Regions from separate parts of the Homo sapiens genome. Here region 1 is linked to region 2. Evidence: chromatin loops called from intact Hi-C (ENCODE). Cell type or tissue: PC-3. All regions are shown on one strand. Links, peaks and the distances in the headings refer to the core of each region. The heading gives the core; the rest is flanking DNA.

What was found. Peaks named below come from ENCODE experiments on the same cell type or tissue, not always from the same donor. Only the 100,000 strongest peaks of a DNase experiment are listed, where the experiment ranks them.
Region 1: a loop joins it to region 2, with 4 times the contacts of the local background. A loop is called at or near these places in 1 of 110 quality-filtered maps.

The regions. Positions count from the first base shown.
Region 1 is chr6:14,538,004-14,542,504 of GRCh38, forward strand. No RefSeq gene overlaps it. Among named protein-coding and RNA genes, the nearest start is that of LINC01108, 250 kb to the left of the region's middle. RefSeq lists an enhancer at 2,151-2,721. In PC-3, for the core only: no CTCF peak of the experiment used is centred there; a DNase peak (open chromatin) is centred at 2,478; H3K27ac peaks cover 1,893 bases.
Region 2 is chr6:14,732,603-14,737,103 of GRCh38, forward strand. No RefSeq gene overlaps it. Among named protein-coding and RNA genes, the nearest start is that of LINC01108, 450 kb to the left of the region's middle. RefSeq lists enhancers at 247-1,446, 288-407 and a silencer at 3,720-3,799. In PC-3, for the core only: no CTCF peak of the experiment used is centred there; DNase peaks (open chromatin) are centred at 429, 1,019, 1,869 and 2,379; H3K4me3 peaks cover 1,766 bases; H3K27ac peaks cover 4,000 bases.

The DNA of each region.
Region 1 (4,501 bases), core at 284-4,283, 190 kb before region 2:
AAGAACCACCCAGCTAATCCCAGCTTAATTGCAGAATTGTGAGCAAATAAATGGTTGTTGGTATAAGCCATTGATTTTGAGGCTGTTTGTAACATCAATAGATAAACATAGTACAACACCTTCCTTGAATATGTCCAAAGGGGTAGATAACATGCACCGCTATATTAGCATACTCAGAGGGGAGGTTTATATGATCTGGAGAGATGGGTGGTACACAAATAATGAGGGAAGACCAAGGCCCTTGCTATGCCCAATTCATAAAACATAATTAGAATAGTGTAAGTACAAGCCAGAAGTTGCCCAGTTAAACGACAGAACTGGGGATGCAGTTTGGGACTTTATAATCCCTATATCCATGCTAATCCCCAGAAAAGAGGGGGACAAATTATTTTCTAAAATAAGTAACTAAAATGGGATATGGAGGCAGGATGAAAAAGGTTGTTCCAAGGCTAGGGTTCTTCCAGGGAGTGAGATTTTTTTTGAAGACTAGCAGGTGATATGCTTGAAAAGGAAGAAAAGAGCCATAAATAAAAACACACACACACAATTCTAGCAGACTCTGGTTTCCCATGAACGCAATCAACAGAATAGATTTTGTAGTTTTTTTGTAGCTCAACATACTTACAGTTGCCAAACCATACTGTTAATATTTTACCAGATGAGTATCTTTTTATGATCTGTGTTCAATATAATTGATAGCACTACTAAGTATACTGAACACTTACAACGCCAAAATAAAAAATAATTTATTCTAACACTATCACAACAACAAACATCATTAACATCACACCAACCATATCACTTTTCACTGTTTCATTCATCTCTAGCCATTCCACTGCCCCAGCTCACCAGAGGAGTCAAGCTTAGAGTGTGGCCCAAGCTGTTGAAAGAGGGTGACCAGGATGCTGGAGCTCACGGTCATCAAAGGCCTGTCTGCATAAGCCCCTCATTTAAAAGAGAGAAATGTGGGCTAGGCATTCCCTGGAATCCCATGACATTGACAGTCTTGGAAGAATGAAAGAGTTTAAGCCTTTCTAGTCTAATGTCTAATTTGAGAGGACAGCCGACTTCTCAGAACGGAAGCCAGAGAATATTTATGACTAATCTAGTCTCCCCTTTCCTTCTGTAATGCTCTGCAGTTCTAAGAAGGCAAAGGACATTTCAAGAAGGAGAAACAACCTGTGCAAAGGCTCAGAGAAAAAAAAAGGTGGAACGAGGCCACATTTGAAGGATGATGAGGGGTCTCAAGAGGCTGGTGGGACCTGGATGGATTTTGACCAAGAAAGGGAGGTGAGTTTACTCCATTTGTATGTATCCTTGAGGTACATTAGCTACTTCAGGGCCAGAAATAGATGTTCTGGACTATGTCTTGATTAAATTAATAGAATTCACGTGATAGGATCCTCTCTATCTCATTTTATATAGTAGCTATGAGCAGTGTCCCAATTCTATTTTACACTTAATAAATTGGGAGCACACTAATACCAACGAGTGAAGACCTTTCCTTAGAAGGCTCCAGTCCTTGGAAAAGTTGATGTCTCCTCGAAGCCCTAAAACTTCTGAAGTCCTGTGATTAAAGTGGTAAATAATAGGTCATTTTTTAGGCAGAACAACCAAGGCATACTGTTATGGACTGAATTGTGTCTCCCCCACAACCCTCCCAAAATTCATGTGTTGAAGTCATAAGCCTCAGTATCTCAGAATGTGACCTTATTTGGAGATAAGTTCTTTAAAGAGGTAATTAAGTTAACGCGAGGTAATTAGGATGGAGCCCTAACCCAAGAGGACAGATGTCCTTATAAGAAGAGGAGAGGAGGAACAGCCACACACAGAGGGAAGACCACGCGAGGACACAGGGAGAAGATGCCACCTACAAGCCAAGGAGAGAGGCCCCGGGAGAAACCAAGCCTGTGGACACCTGGATCTCGGGCTTCAGCCTCCAAAACCATGAGAAAGTACATTTCTGTTGCTGAAGCCCCCCCAGGCTGTGGTGCTTTGTTAGGGCAAAAATCCCGAGCAGACAAATATGTACACCAGTCCCAGCGCCCAGCCTCATACGGGCCTATGTTAAGTCAACTCTCATGTGCCAGATTCTGCTTCCTCCAGCTTTAGGTACAAAGGAGGGCAATGAGCCGCCCTTTTACCTATGTTCTCTCAACACGGATCATCAAAAGGGGGCAGAAGGAAGTGGGAAGGAGGCCTGAGAAGTTGCCAAGGTAGATAAGAAGTCCTCAGAGGGTACCGCAGGACATTCTGGGGCTCAGGGTTGGGAGGACTTTGTGGAGATTGTGCTTCAGTCCTGCCCCACAGGACTGTCATGAGCACTGGTGGGTTTGAAGGGAATGTGGACAGAAGGAAGAGGCACTCACTCCCTGGAAGGGCCATCCTTCATGTTTAAAATAGCCTCAGTCAACCCTGCCAGATGACAGTGAGTCACAGGATGGTGGATTTCTTACCTGCCCCTTGGCCAGAGCCACCATCGTTGCGGCCAGCAGCGTGGCCCGGCTCCCTTTGTCCAAAACAAACACTAATGCAGGCAGGCAGCCCTGTGGGTGAGAAGGCTCAGGAGGGTGAAGGCTTGTTTTGGAGGTCATCCCATTTAATCCTTCCCTTCTGCCTTTCTCTTTGTTTCTCACTGAAGCCCAGAAAGCTTGCCTGGTCGTGATTTTTTATTATTAGTAGTATTAATACTAGTGTCTTGCCTTTCGGTTTGGATGGCCTGCAGAACTCATGCCCAGCAGTGCACGGCCACTAAGCCCACTGAGGCAGGGGGCTTAACTGGGCTAGGGGGCTTCTAGCTCCCAGCCTCTGTGGGCTATTTTTGCGGGTTTTCTCGCTCTCTCCCAGCAAGCCTCGTGTCTGTGGGATGTACCCAGTCTTTCCCGTGCGCGCATTTGAAAGGAGCAGATGAAAGCTGCTCCTCTGAGCCCGCCTAATTGGAGAGAATTGCAGTTTAGAGGTAAGGGTTGGGCCTAATAAGCAAGCAGGGGAGGGTGCATAGAGGAGGGGGCGGGCTAGGAGGAGAAGAGCTTTTTATGAAAATGTGGGCCTCCCCACTGTCATTCCCCTTCAGCTGCTGCCTCGCAGATGGACCCTTTAATTGAATTTTCCTACAGGCCTGGGGGAGGGAGTCATTTCAGGTCCAGAGAGCAATTGAAGTGAATCCGAGGGCTTTGGTTTCTTTTCATCAGGAGCTGAGGGCCAGGTGGGGTGGGTGTCAGTCTTGGTATTTTCATCTTGTGCCTGCTATCTTTGTCTACCTTGCCATTCTTCTCATTTTCCCCCTTTTAAAAATCCACACTCAGGATTATGTTGCTACATCCTGGACTTAGTCATCGCAGAAGCTTGGAGGAAGATGAATTAGAAAGATAGGGTTTTGTTTGATTCCATTGGTTCAACCTTTTACTGAGCACCTGCTGTTTGCCTAGGCCTATGTTCAGCTCTGATGAAGACAGTGGGAAGTTCAATGCATGCCTTCTGAGAATTTCTGCCTAATCAGAAAGAATGCCCTTAAAAATAAAAGAAAAAAGCAAAACAAAACAAACAGCCAATAAACAAAACCAGCCGAAAGACCACAGAATGAGGCATGACATTCTAAACGGAATATGACCAAGCACTAAAATGTACGGGTAAGGCAACCAGAACAAGTCCCTTGAGGGTCAGAGGCATGTGGGCCACTTATTTTGGACAATAGACTGTAAATGGCCTGATATCAAAAAATGTACCTATAGAATGCTCAACACCTCTCTCTGCCCCGGGAAAAGCAAGAAAGCAGGGTAAGAAAAGGAAAATAGGGTCCAGTTCTCCACCTTCTGTGAAAATAGCAAGGGTGTGCCTGTATCCAGGATTCTGCTGAGAGTCCTGTAGGTTCGAGTATGATCCCAGGAACGCTGTGAAGAAACCTGAACATCCACCTGTCTGTATCTTCAACCATCTTAATTGAGCTTCACGAGATGGAAAATGTGGTCATGTAGAGGGGAAGAAAATCTCTTACCACAAAACCATGCATTGGTTCGTTCATTCATCAATGTTTAAGTGTCTACCATATTTCTGAGTCTCTGTTCAAGACTGGAGATACAAAGTCAAATATCACATGGTTTCTGAGGTTAAAGGAGGGTAGCACCATGTGGGCATAACTTAATTCTTTTGTTAGTATTTTATAGCAAGAAAACTTAGTTGAAATCTGGGCACAGAGTACTTAATGGATATAGTAGGTGAGGGAAGAACACGAACTGCCTCTGTATAATAGATATCCCTAAATACAAAACATTCTAAGCAAAGCAGGAAGCCTGTGAGTTCTTTATTGTGGCCCTCAGTGGCAGCCACGTGAGGCTTGGCATAGCAGTCGTCCTCTGGTGCTCAGGGGACAGTAACTGAAGCTACTAGGGAGGATGGGGTGACCAGGAGAGGTGAAACCAGAACTGTGCTACAAAAGAGGGAGAGGATTTAGATGGAAAGAAAAGGAAGGCTACTCTGAGCCGATCACCCCTGGCACAGATGT
Region 2 (4,501 bases), core at 293-4,292:
TCTAAAGTTCCCTTTTAAGGACACCAGTTATATTGGATTAAGGGCCCATCCTACCCCGATATGACCTTGTCTTAACTGATTACATCTGTAATGACCTTATTTCCAAATGAGGTCACATTTCAAGGTACTGGGGGTGGGGACTTCAACATATCTTTCTAGGGGACACAGTTCAACCCATAACACATGCATCCTGCAGAGCTTCCTGCTCTCCCTGGAGCCTACGGTCATGAGCTGCTGACCCTCCCTCACTTCCCAGACATTGCCAGCACACGACTCATGACCAAACAGTGCTCCTCCAAGACAGAACCCTGGTGACTCGCAGTGCTGCAGACAGGCAGTACGGAGGGGTGATTAAGAAGACATTGTCATTTAAAATAAAACCACACAGTTCTTTTGTAAATATGTGTCACTGGGTATTTAGAACCATCATACCCAACCCACTGCTGCACGTTGGTGGAAATGTCAAGTAAGTTACACACTCACGTCTTTTCTGGGGAGCCTTTTATTCACGGTTCTCCCTGAGTTTGATTTCCTGAGGGAGTGTGCTCACCCGCCTCCGTTTCAGCATCTAACCTTGCCTGTTTCTAAAGTTCATGCTGTCCTGACATTCTTTGCATCAGCACAGTCACCCCTGTTAGTCATCTCCTACCAATTTTCTCTCTTTGTACTCTTTCAGGAAGTCATGTTTTTGCTCAGGTAAAAGAGGTGTAGGAAGAGCGTTCTGCCTATTTGATGATTCATCTCTTTGCTTTTTGCCATTTCTAAATGTTAGGGGGGAAAATCCTTTTGTTACGGGCTTTAGCGAATGGGCTTGGTCAATGGGGTGAGAGAAGCTGCCATAAGCCACTTTCAACTTAGAGCAGAAGCAATCTTTTATCGGTCTTTCTTATTCTTTTGAAGACTAGCATCGTGATTCTCAGGGCCACTGGAATCCACGAGACTGACTTCCCTGAGGAGAGACTGCCTTCTAATGGCGTGACCATCTGCTCCACTTCCTTCGTGTTTGGTCAGTGAATCACGGCAAGTCACAGGCCACCTGAGCATTCTACTCACTTCTTTTGGATGCATCCAGGCCAAAGGCTCAGAGTGTGTTTGAGTTGAGATAGATCTGAGCATATTCAGTTAAATGAGGCCCTCAAAGAGTATGATGGGGAATTATGCCCCACTGCCTCCCAAACTTCAAATGTTGAAGCCCTAACCCTTAGAGCCTCAGACAGTAACTCTATTCGGAGATAGGGTCTGTAAAGAGGTAATTAAGAAAAGGAGCAAAAATGGAGCAAGTTTCCTTCTCCCTTGCGCTATTTCTAAGGTCATGTTATAAAAATCAAATGGAGAATACCTGTCAAACAGTTGATCAAGCAGTGAGGAGAAAGAGAAATAATATTAATTCAAAGGGCATGCTTCAACCCATAGTCAGAACAATCTATTAGTTAATCAAGCAAGATTTATTGATACTCACCAAGAGACTGAATATACAAATGGACAACGGCCAAGCCATAATTAAAAACAACTCCAACCTACAATCTACAGCAGCCAGCCCAGGACACCAACCCATTAGCAACAGCAATCGGCCCAGGAAGCCAGCCTGCTATCATCAGCCAGACCTCTAGAAGTCTAACCACTATCTCTATCAACAAGTTAGGAAGCCAAACAATAACCCCTGTAAGAATCAGCTCCAAATGGCCAGAACTTGACTGACAATGGACAGCCTCCCTGATTTTTGTCCCTGCTTCCAACTTAGGACAAACCAGAGAAAGGCAAATATGCACCCTAAGCAATCACATAGGCATCTGTGCTTCTAGTGAACCACCTCCAGCTTCCCACACCAACAGCCTCCAATCAGCACATACCTGGAGCCTCCCTTTTTTCTACTATGAAGTTTTCCCACTCCTCTGCCCGCATTTGAGTCTCTGCCAAAACACAAACGATAGTAGCTCTGAATAAACAGCCTGTGCTTATTCTTATTTGGTTGGTCTTCATTTATTTCCACACTTCCAAATGCAAGTAAATGTTATGCTAGGCCCTTGAATGGTCAGGGAAAATACAAGGAGATATACGACATGGTCCTTATGCCTAATAAACTTAAAATCTTTGGGACTGGAGATAAAATGCACAAAAAGCAAGAACCACCACCACAATGACTAAGCAAATAATAAAGCCAGTCAGGAATAGTAAGTCTCAAATGCAAGTTCCAGATACTGGACGTAGAAGTCTGGAGAAGAGAGATTACTTTTGGCTGGGGAGGTCAGATATGAACTGAACTTCAGCACACACAAAGGAATTATTCTAGTAATTATTGGGTTCCCCCTTGCTCACATGGTTACTCACACTTGAAAGTTTGCGGTAACAAGAAGGAGCCTTGGCAGGAAGTTTGTTTGTTCCATGACTGCTTTTACTGTCACATGAAGAGTGAGTGGTTGATTTACTGAGAAGTCCCCCTTGTTACCCTTCATAAGCCCCAAGTGAGTCAGGACCTTCCCTTGGTCATCAAACTGGAGACAGGACACCCTTGCCCAGTTAGCATTTTAGTTCAGCTTGCCTGGGTTCTCATTCCAAATTCCTGCCCCCAAATCCTTGGTCACCCCCAAGAGTAGATCTTTATCCACAACAGGCCACTGTTGAACCTAAGGTTTCCCAGAGGAAACCAGAAAAGACTTCCCTTATGTTGGGGTTTTAGGGTACCCAATAAATAGGACCCCTCTTTCCTGCCCAACTTCTGAGCCAATTAAGAGGAATAGGAATCAGGCAGATAGAGGGAAAATATCACCATTCTTTTAAGTTGACAAAGTCTTGGTTGGTGGCTATCATTTCAGGTCCTTGGGCTTGTTAATATTGTACCACTGATGGCAAACAGAAACTTTGCAACATGGAGATTTACCACTTAAAAGTTAAGGCTTGGAGGGGCAGAGGATGTTTACTTTCCTCAGGCTCTTCCCAGAGAGAAAGGAATAGGTGAGGCGTACATCTTCCATTGCTTCTCCCAGGCCGACTGAAGTTCCTCTTCCTCCAATGAAGTGAAGGAGAGAGAGGATGCAGGCGGCCAGGGGATTTACTCAATGGAAACATGTCCCCAATAGAAACAAGGACAGCAGGGAACAAATGTTCCCATCAGCTACCTACAACAGGTAAGGCTAAGTCTCTGTGGGGTTGAGGTCCCTTGCCCCCAGCGCACATACACACACACACACACACACACACACACACACACACACACAGCCACCAATGCCATGCTCATGCTTTGTATAGTTTTGGGATTTGTGACAACTTTTAAGTCTGAGGGGAATGAATGTACTCATGAAGAAAATCTCCACCGTTAAGGAAATGCCCTTGGTGTGGACTAGTGCTAGAGGCACAGACCTTGAGTAGGGAGTCCTGAATTCCTATCCCAGTGCTGAGTTAAGCAGCTCTATAGTTATTCAAGGTCTCTTGCCCTCCATGTGCTCTGTCCTCAGTTATGCACTGGAGATCAGAATACCTGTCCTGCCAAGTGTGTGAAAGACAAGATAAAACCAGAAAGGGCCTCTGAATAACCCAGCTCCACTTCACAGAAGCACTGGGGTGGTTCCATATTCAGAGAAAATAGTAATGTTTTTCTTGAAAAATAGAGTAGATGTGAAGCAACTTTCTGTCACTTCTCAGTACTTTTTTAGCACCAGAGAGTTTATCCAAGGTGGACCCCATCAAAGTGAAACAGAAGGGAGGGGTGGGGAGGTCCCCCTAACCCATAAGCTTAAGGGTTGGGTGTTACTGACTCCATTTGGAGAACACGCAGCCAGGGGCTTAATGACACATTTTGATTGATTACACTGGTAACTCTGAAACCTGGTACAGATTACCTTTTGCCCTCAGTGGGGCTTTACCTGAATCATTCCTCTAGAGCAAGAAAGCTGAACATCATTACTTTCAGAGTGATAAATCAGAGAAGGGTAGGAATTGAAAGGGCACTCGACTTTTTCTTCAACTTCTTGAAGAATAAGACTACTAGAGGATTAGTCCTTGGCCACCACTTTTTTGTAATTCCCTGGGCAACAAACTAGTCCTCGACCTAGATGGAAAAAATGGTGAGAAAAAAAGGAAGGGGAGAACAAAGAATGAAGGAAGGGGAGGAGAAGAAAGAATGAAGGAAGGGGAGAGCAAAGGAAGACCAGTCTTACGAATACAGGACAAGAGGAAAAATAAAGTTCAGAATTCTTTCAACTCACTGGAATTTCCCAAGGTGCTTAAAGTGACAGGAACTGCATGGGACCTCAAAGTGAGAGCCTTGTTTATGGGTGTATACATAGAAAGGTTCAATAGGAATGTCCCTTCAATTGGAAGATATAGAAGAGCCTGTATTATTTCATTTTTGTCAATAACGCTCTCATTCAAATCCGTAGTTCACCCTCTTCCCCATGCTATTCTGCCTACTATGTGATCCCCTTTCACACTTGCTCATTCACCATGTACCAAAAGCCAAGCACTGGGAATGGTGCTGCAGACACAAAGAAAAACAACGTACTGC